Linked DNA regions of Homo sapiens: region 2 is linked to region 1. The links are chromatin contacts, found by Hi-C or POLR2A ChIA-PET in ENCODE. All regions are on one chromosome and are shown on one strand. The core of a region is the stretch at or near the end of the contact, and the rest is flanking DNA. Distances in the headings are between cores, read along the strand shown. Region 1 has its middle 21 kb from the start of SGPP1. Region 2 overlaps CHURC1-FNTB (CHURC1-FNTB readthrough).

What was found. Hi-C counts contacts between places; a loop is a spot of excess contacts on that map. ChIA-PET counts read pairs that join two places held with the same protein, here RNA polymerase II (POLR2A).
Region 2: a loop to region 1 is called in a map of mesothelial cell of epicardium, with 38 times the contacts of the local background. The contact joins two enhancer-like sites. A Hi-C loop is called at or near these places in 1 of 168 maps with a recorded cell type or tissue (mesothelial cell of epicardium). POLR2A ChIA-PET finds 5 or more read pairs at or near these places in 2 of 52 experiments (B cell and GM10248).

What each region holds. Positions count from the first base shown.
Region 1 is chr14:63,746,790-63,750,566 of GRCh38, forward strand. No RefSeq gene overlaps it. Among named protein-coding and RNA genes, the nearest start is that of SGPP1, 21 kb to the left of the region's middle. Within about 2 kb of position 2,187, at least 6 of the 41 ENCODE cell types and tissues checked have a DNase peak (open chromatin) inside an H3K27ac peak, as active enhancers do.
Region 2 is chr14:65,003,904-65,007,680 of GRCh38, forward strand. CHURC1-FNTB (CHURC1-FNTB readthrough) reads left to right here. Exons shown (of 14, transcript NM_001202559.1): 4 at 346-410. It overlaps FNTB (farnesyltransferase, CAAX box, subunit beta), which reads left to right. Exons shown (of 12, transcript NM_002028.4): 2 at 346-410. It also overlaps a transcript of MAX not described here. Among named protein-coding and RNA genes, the nearest start is that of FNTB, 19 kb to the left of the region's middle. RefSeq lists an enhancer at 1,190-2,389. Within about 2 kb of position 2,033, at least 4 of the 41 ENCODE cell types and tissues checked have a DNase peak (open chromatin) inside an H3K27ac peak, as active enhancers do.

The sequences.
Region 1 (3,777 bases), core at 937-3,436:
ATGGTCTTGGCTCACTGCAACCTCCACCTCCTGGGTTCAAGTGATTCTCCTGCCTCAGCCTCCTGAGTAGCTGGGATTACAGGCGTGCCACCACACCCAGCTAATTTTTTTGTATTTTTAGTTAGAGACGGGGTTTCACCATGTTGGCCAGGCTGGTCTCAAACTCCTGACCTCAGGTGATCTGCCCACCTCAGTCTCCCAAAGGGCTGGGATTACAGATGTGAGCCACTGCACCCGGGCTTGGTTTTTAAATTTGCATTATTTTTATCGCTGCATTGTTATTTTGTATTTTTTAAACATTTCTGATCCGTGTTTGGTTCAATCCCCGAATGCAGAACTCGCGGATACAAAGGGCCAACAGCATTGCAATAGAAACATGTGACCTTAAGACAGGTAAGTTTTCAAAAGTTAGGCAAAAAGGGTTTTTCTTTTAGAGAAAGAACTAGGCTAGAAAGAACCAGGTATGGGAAGGTGGGATAAAGGGTGGACTGATGGGAGAGTAGGTCAGATAATGCTTTACCCTGAAGGCCTCCTATCCTCAGCGAGTGCCTTTAAGGAGTGGCTTTCTGCTGGTCAGGGTCCTGGGGGAAGGAAAAAAAGAACCTTAACCAAAGTGTGGTTAAAAAACCTTTTTTTTTTTTTTTTTTTTTTTTGAGCCGGAGTCTTGCAATGTTGCTCATGCTGGAGTGCAGTGGCACAATCTTGGCTCACTGCAGCCTCCACCTCCCAGGTTCAAGTGATTCTCCTGTCTCAGCCTCCAGAGTAGCTGAGATTACAGGCGTGCCATCATGCCTGGCTAATTTTTGTATTTTTAGGAGAGACGGGGGGGTTCACCATGTTGGCCAGGCTGAAATAAACACTTTTTGTTTCTGTTGATACAGTGAGGACAAAACATTTCAGCTAGTTATTTGTGAGGAGAGGAATGGAGATTTGGACAGCCTGTGTCTGGCACTGTCATAGCTAAACAAGGTAGGCATCCCTGAGTCTTATCTAACTCATATGGGGGAGTAGCTATTTTTTTAGAACACAAAAAGATGAAGGGATTTCCTAACCTTCAGGTTAAGTTCAACATTATCAAATAAAATGGCATTATTTTCTACTCAGATTCCCATTAAGGAATAAAAGTGTTAGTATTCTTTGGGTGTCAATGGCAACACTATTTGAGTTTCATTTCAACACCCAGGTGTCATCATTCACTCTGACACACCCACATTCAGTGATAGGACAAGGACTCTAGTATTTTTACGTTTATGGAACAGAAGTGGTTGCCATATGCTAAAATTGTTGCTGAAAAGTATACCGCAAGTAGAAGAACTTAGGTTATGCAAACGGAAGATATGCTTCAAATCAGCAGTTTGAAAACTGTAGTTTTAATGTTACTAACTTAGGATAACAAGGGGAAGCAACCTTAGAGGTTTCTCAACTTAAGACTAGAAAAAGATGTTATTTTTTTCTTCTTCTTCTTTTTTTTGTTTTTTTTTTTTTTTTGAGACAGAGTCTCAGCTGCAGCCATGAGCTCTTGGGCCCAAGTAATCCTCCTACCTCAGCCTCCCAAGTAATTGGAACCACAGGTGTGCACCACTGATGCAGGAGTTAAAAAGGAATTATTTAGGCAGATAATGGGGGTAAGGAAGTCCTCCGTAAGGTTTTCCTTTTAATGAAAAGCAGCCCTGCCGGGCGCGGTGGCTCACACTTGTAATCCCAGCACTCTGGGAGGCCGAGGCGGGCGGATCATCTGAGGTCGGGGGTTTGAGACCAGCCTGACCAATGTGGAGAAAACCCGTCTCTACTAAAAATACAAAAACTTGGCCAGGCTTGGTGGCACATGCCTGTAATCCCAGCTACTCCGGAGGCTGAGGTAGGAGAATCGCTTGAACCCGGGAGGCTGAGGTTGAAGTGAGACGAGATTGCACCACTGCACTCCAGCCCAGGCAATAAGGGCAAAACTCCATCTCAAAAAAAAAAAAAAAAAAAAAAAAGGCAGCCCCAAAATAATTTTCTTTTCTAACAAACAGCAGCCTGTAAAATTGAGCTGCAGACATAGACAAGCAAGCTAGAAGCTTGCACAGGTGAATGCCAGCAGCTGTGCCAATAGGAAAAGGCTACCGGGGACTAGGCATGTTCAGAACAGTGGCTCCATGTTCCCTTCTCTTTGCCAGTCACGTGTGCAGCAAGGAGCGGACAACACGGCGCCGGCCAAGTGGAAAGTCCATTTGCATAATAAGATTAGGGTGCATTGGCCAGCCTTCCCCATGCTCTATGTAAACATCACACCTGGTATAACCAATCTGTGGTTATGTAAATCGGACACTGCCTCCTTCAGCCTGCCTATAAAATCCGGTGCACTCCCATTCCAGCCCAGAATTCCCATTCGGGGGCTCCTGTCTCTTGCAAGAGACAGAGCTGTTCTCCTTTCTCTTTCTTTATCTATTTATTTATTTATTTATTTTTATTTTTGAGACGGAGTCTCGCTCTGCCGCCCAGGCTGGAGGGCAGTGGTGCGATCTCGGCTCACTGCAAGCTCCGCCTCCCGGGTTCAGGCCATTCTCCTGCCTCAGCCTCCGGAGTAGCTGGGACTACAGGCGCCTGCCACCACGCCCGGCTAAAATTTTGTATTTTTAGTAGAGACGGGGTTTCACCATGTTAGCCAGGATGGTCTCGATCTCCCGACCTCGTGATCCACACCTCGGCCTCCCAAAGTGCTGGGATTACAGGCGTGAGCCACTGCTCCCGGCCTTTCTTTGCCTATTAAACCTCTGCTCCTAAACTCCTTGTGTGTGTTCATGTCCTTAATCTTCTTGACGCAAGACGAGTAACAGCGGGTATTTGCCCCAGATAAGGATGCCACTTCACCACCACACATGGCTAATTTTATTTATTTTATTGAATAACTTTTAGTAAGAAACCTCACCTGGATTTTTAAAACAAAATTTTGTTTAATATCTTTTTTTTTTTTTTTTTTTTTTTGAGACGGAGTTTCGCTCTTGTTGCCCAGGCTGGAGTGCAATGGCATGATCTCTATCATGGCTCACTGCCACCTCCACCTCCCGGGTTCAAGCAGTTCTCCTGCCTCAGCCTCCTGAGTAGCTGGGATTACAGGTGCCCGCCACCACGCCTGGCTAATTTTGTATTTTTAGTAGAGATGAGGTTTCTCCATATTGGTCAGGCTGTTCTCCAACTCCTGACATCAGGTGATCTGCCCACCTCAGCCTCCTAAAGTGCTGGGATTACAGGCATAAGCCACCATGCCTGGCCCTTTAATATCTTTTAGTAAGAACATTTTTAATTTTTTTGTATTTTTTACTTATTTTTTTGTTTGTTTTTTTGAGGGAGGGTCTTGCTCTGTTGCCCAGGCTGGAGTACAATGGCACCGTTACAGCTCACTGCTGCCTCAACCACCTGGACTCAAGTGATCCTCCTGAGTAGCTGGGACTATAGGTATGTGCCACCATGCCTGGCTAATTTTCTTTTTGTATTTTTAAATAGAAACAGGGTTTGGCCATATTGCCCAGGCTGGTCTCAAACTCCTGAGCTCAAGGGATCTTCCTGCCTTGGTCTCCCAAAGTGCTGGGATTACAGGCATGCTCCACTGTGCCCAGCCTATTTTTCTTATTTGTAGGGATGGGGTCCCGCTATGTTGCCCAGACTGATCACAAACTCCTGAGCTCAAGTGATTCTCCCACCTCAGCCTCCCAACGTGCTGGGATTACAGGCGTGAGCCACTACACCTGGCCAAAAGCTGATTATTTTAACCATCAAATCAAGAGACAGACATCA
Region 2 (3,777 bases), core at 783-3,282, 1.3 Mb after region 1:
TATTTTGGGGTGGCATATGCTCTCCCACACAAGCAAGAGACATCTGTCTTCATCTGCTCCCAGAGTAACTGGTGCCAGGGAACCAAACACCAAAACTGCCATTAGTTTGGATATTATGGATTTGGTTTCTGGAAAAGTCCATTGTGATGCCAGCATGGTACAGGGGATTCCCTCTCGCCTTGTCCTAAGCCTGTCATCCTGCAGAACCCATCTTACAGTACTGTGAAGTTCCAGACCATACCAACCAACCCTCGCCAATAGGCATTTGTGGCAATAGGAAGAAAAAGCTGATGGAGGTCTCATCTGTATTTGTTTTCTCTCTCCTATCTCCTGCATCCTTACCAGGCAAAAGTAGAAGAAAAGATCCAAGAGGTCTTCAGTTCTTACAAGTTCAACCACCTTGTACCAAGGTAAGCTGTGGTTAGGAGTTTGAGGGGATCTGGGAGAACACCACCATGCAGCAGCCTTTCTTCTTTCCTCCTTGAGCGAATCTAACCACGGGGAGCATCTGCTGCAAGAATGGTGTTTCTTGTCCTTGTGGTTACCTGGATATGCTAAGACCCCCACTCCTCCCTCTGGTAGAATACTGTTTAGAGCGATTCTCCACTCGAGCTGAGCTGCCAGGTGTTACATGGGGATTCCCCTCAATGCCTCAATTCTGAGGTCTGAAGATGGAGAGAGGAATTCCAGGTTTTTGTTTAGTGGTGGCCTGCTGCTCTGGTCTTCAGATGAGAACTCTCAGGTTTTTCTTTTTCTTTCTTTTTCTTTTTTTTTTTGAGACAGCGTTTCGCTCTTGTTGCCCAGGCTGGGGTGCAGTGGCACAATCTCGGCTCTCTGGAACCTTCGCCTCATAGGTTCAAGTGATTCTCCTGCCTCAGCCTCTCAAGAAGCTGGGATTACAGGCACCCACCACCACACTCGGCTAATTTTTGTATTTTTAGTAGAGACAGGGTTTCACCGTGTTGGCCAGTCTTGTCTTAAACTCCTGACTTCAGGTGATCCACCCGCCTCAGCCTCCCAAAGTGCTGGGATTACAGGCGTGAGCCACTGTGCCCGGCCCAGATTTTTCTTTTTCATATTGTACTTTGAAACATTTAGAGTCCAGGGAGATGGCAAGGGATGGATTATTATTTGACTGGAAAAACATGGGAAGTTTGAGTTTCTCCATGCCTACTCCCTGTTGGTAATTGTGTTCCATATCCCAAGGATGAAATTTCAAACAAGAAATAGAATGCCTTTTGTTTTCCTTGGAGCTTAGCAAGTTGAAGTCTTCTAAGTCCTGTGAGGTCAGGTATTTTGAAAAGGGAATTATAGGAAAAAATTTATTATTTAATTTGAACCTTTATTTTCTCTTCCAGTGTTTTGTAATATGTCACACTAGAATTTCATAAGGTTATTTCATTCTTGTATTAGTACTTCTCATGCAGTCAGAGTCTTTTTTTGAAACCATTATTTGTTATATTTCCAGCCATCAGAATTGATCAGTAGCCTAAAACTGTGTGGTCACCATTTTATCTTAATGATGGAACACTTTCTCTTCCTTTCTTTTCTTTCTTTCTTTCTTTCTTTCTTTCTTTCTTTCTTTCTTTCTTTCTTTCTTTCTTTCTTTCTCTCTCTCTTTCTCTTTCTCTTTCTTTCTCTCCTCTCTCTTTCTCTCTCCCTCTCTCTTTCTGTCTCTGTCTTTCTCACTTTCTTTCCTTTCTGTCTGTCTTGTCTTGTCCTGTCCTGTCCGGTCCTGCCCTGCCCTGCCCTGTCTTGCCCTGTCTTGCTCTGTTGCCCAGGCTGGAGTGCAGTGCCCTGATCATAGCCCACAGCAGCCTTGAATTCCTGCGAATCCTTTCAGTGCAGCCTCCGCAGTAGCTGGGACTATGGGAACACATCACTATGCCTAGCTTATTTTATTTTTGTTTTTATTTTTTGTAGAGATGGGGGTCTCACTGTGTTGCTCAGGCTTGTCTTGAGCTCCTGGCCTCAAGCAGTCCTCCCAAAGTGCTGAGATTACAGCTGTGAGCCATGGCACCTGGCCGAGAGAACACTTTTCCTTGACATCTCTGAACAAAGTGTGGTTAGGTCACTGGCTGATTCACTCTGGCTGGGAAGTTGCAGGTCTGAAGTTCAGCCTTTCCTCCTTCATCATGTCTCTTGACTTCTTGAGATCTTCTAACAGACTAAATCCTAGCAAGTCAGTCTCTAGGTACTTCTGCTTACTGGAACATTATAAATAGGTCCAGCTTTGTTTGTTACCTTTGTGTCTTTTTTTTTTTTTTTTTGCCACCATTTCCTTAAGAAACTTTTTCTGATTAGCCATGGCAGAAAACAGTTGGAAAAGGCAAGTGTTCATAAGGAAAGACAGGTGGGAGGGTTAACTTCATCTTTGTTCCCTGGGGAAGGAAAGGAGGAAAAATATCAGCTTACTAGTATAGTCTTTCCCTTAACTGCTAAACCAAATCTCTGCATTAACCCAATGCTCTGACCTCAATAAAATGAATTATTCCTCTTGTCATGAGATACAGCTAGAGATTAGCAAATGACGCCATTTATTTAAATAGCTTGGGAGAACGAGCTCTCTTAAATGTAATGGTATCCTTGGCAGTTCGCTGCCCCTAGGCACAAGCTGGTTCAAGCTTAGCCTCCCCAGAGGGGACAAGACTTCATAATGGTGAGGGTGTGGGTGATTGCTTTTGGAGGGGCTTTGTTGTTGTGGTTGTACCCCCGATGACTCACCCGATCGGGCTGAGTCACTGTCCACTGCCTGGGCTCTGGGGACACACAGCCTCTGTTTCTCACATGAACCTTTGATTATTTGACATTCCCTTTTCACTTACCATCAGGATAGAGCCCTTGGTCTCTTTCATTCCTTTTTTAAAATTTGTTTTTCCTTAGCTCATGAGCTGAAGAAAGACTTTTATTCACACTGAGATATGAGGGAAAATGGGAGGTTATAGTCTGGGAGGAAGCAGTTGTTTTTTGAGAGTGGTGGTAGATGATATTAAAGGAGTGAAATCCCCTGATTCATAGCTGGTAGGTCAAGTATGGGTGGGAAAAAAAAAGTGTTCCTCCTGGGCTCGGATCCTTGTGGAAATAGAATATATCAGGGCTCTGGGTTAGTTTCAGGAATTTCACAATTACCCGTTTTTATCATTGTTGCCTATGAAATTGAGTGTTTTAAAGGATGCTAATTAATATTGGAGATACTATACATTTTGGCTGAATGGCTGAGTATATAATTCAACATATCAATATAAGGCTGAAGGCAAACATCACCATCATAGAATAAGCGAGGATATAAGAATAAATTAGAAAATTTATCAGAATTTTAAATCATTATCACAGTCTCAATATTTAACATATTAATAGTCAAAATTTAAAAGTCTGACACTTTAATACAGGAAGTAACCTTCACTGTTAGCTGAAGTGCATGGTTAGCTGTTAGCAGTAAATCTAGATGGCAGGGCTTGTTTGTGTGTCTGAGGTCATGATGCTGATCAAATGGGACAGACTCACACACATGCCCAGGACCACAGACCACGCACAGGTCCAGGGATGCCTGTGATGATGCTGAAGTAGGCATTTGCCTATTCAGTGTTCCAGGGCCAAAGCTGAATAGCAGACTGGGCTGAAAGTCAAGCCTGGAGCTGAATGTCAGTACATTCTATACTTAATCCCCTTCCCAGAAATGATTTTCTTCTCTAAGGTTGGGACTGTCTACCTGGAGTGAGGTAGTCAGTCCCAAGGAGCTTTTTGACCATGCTTTTCATGGTTTTGTTTATTCATGTC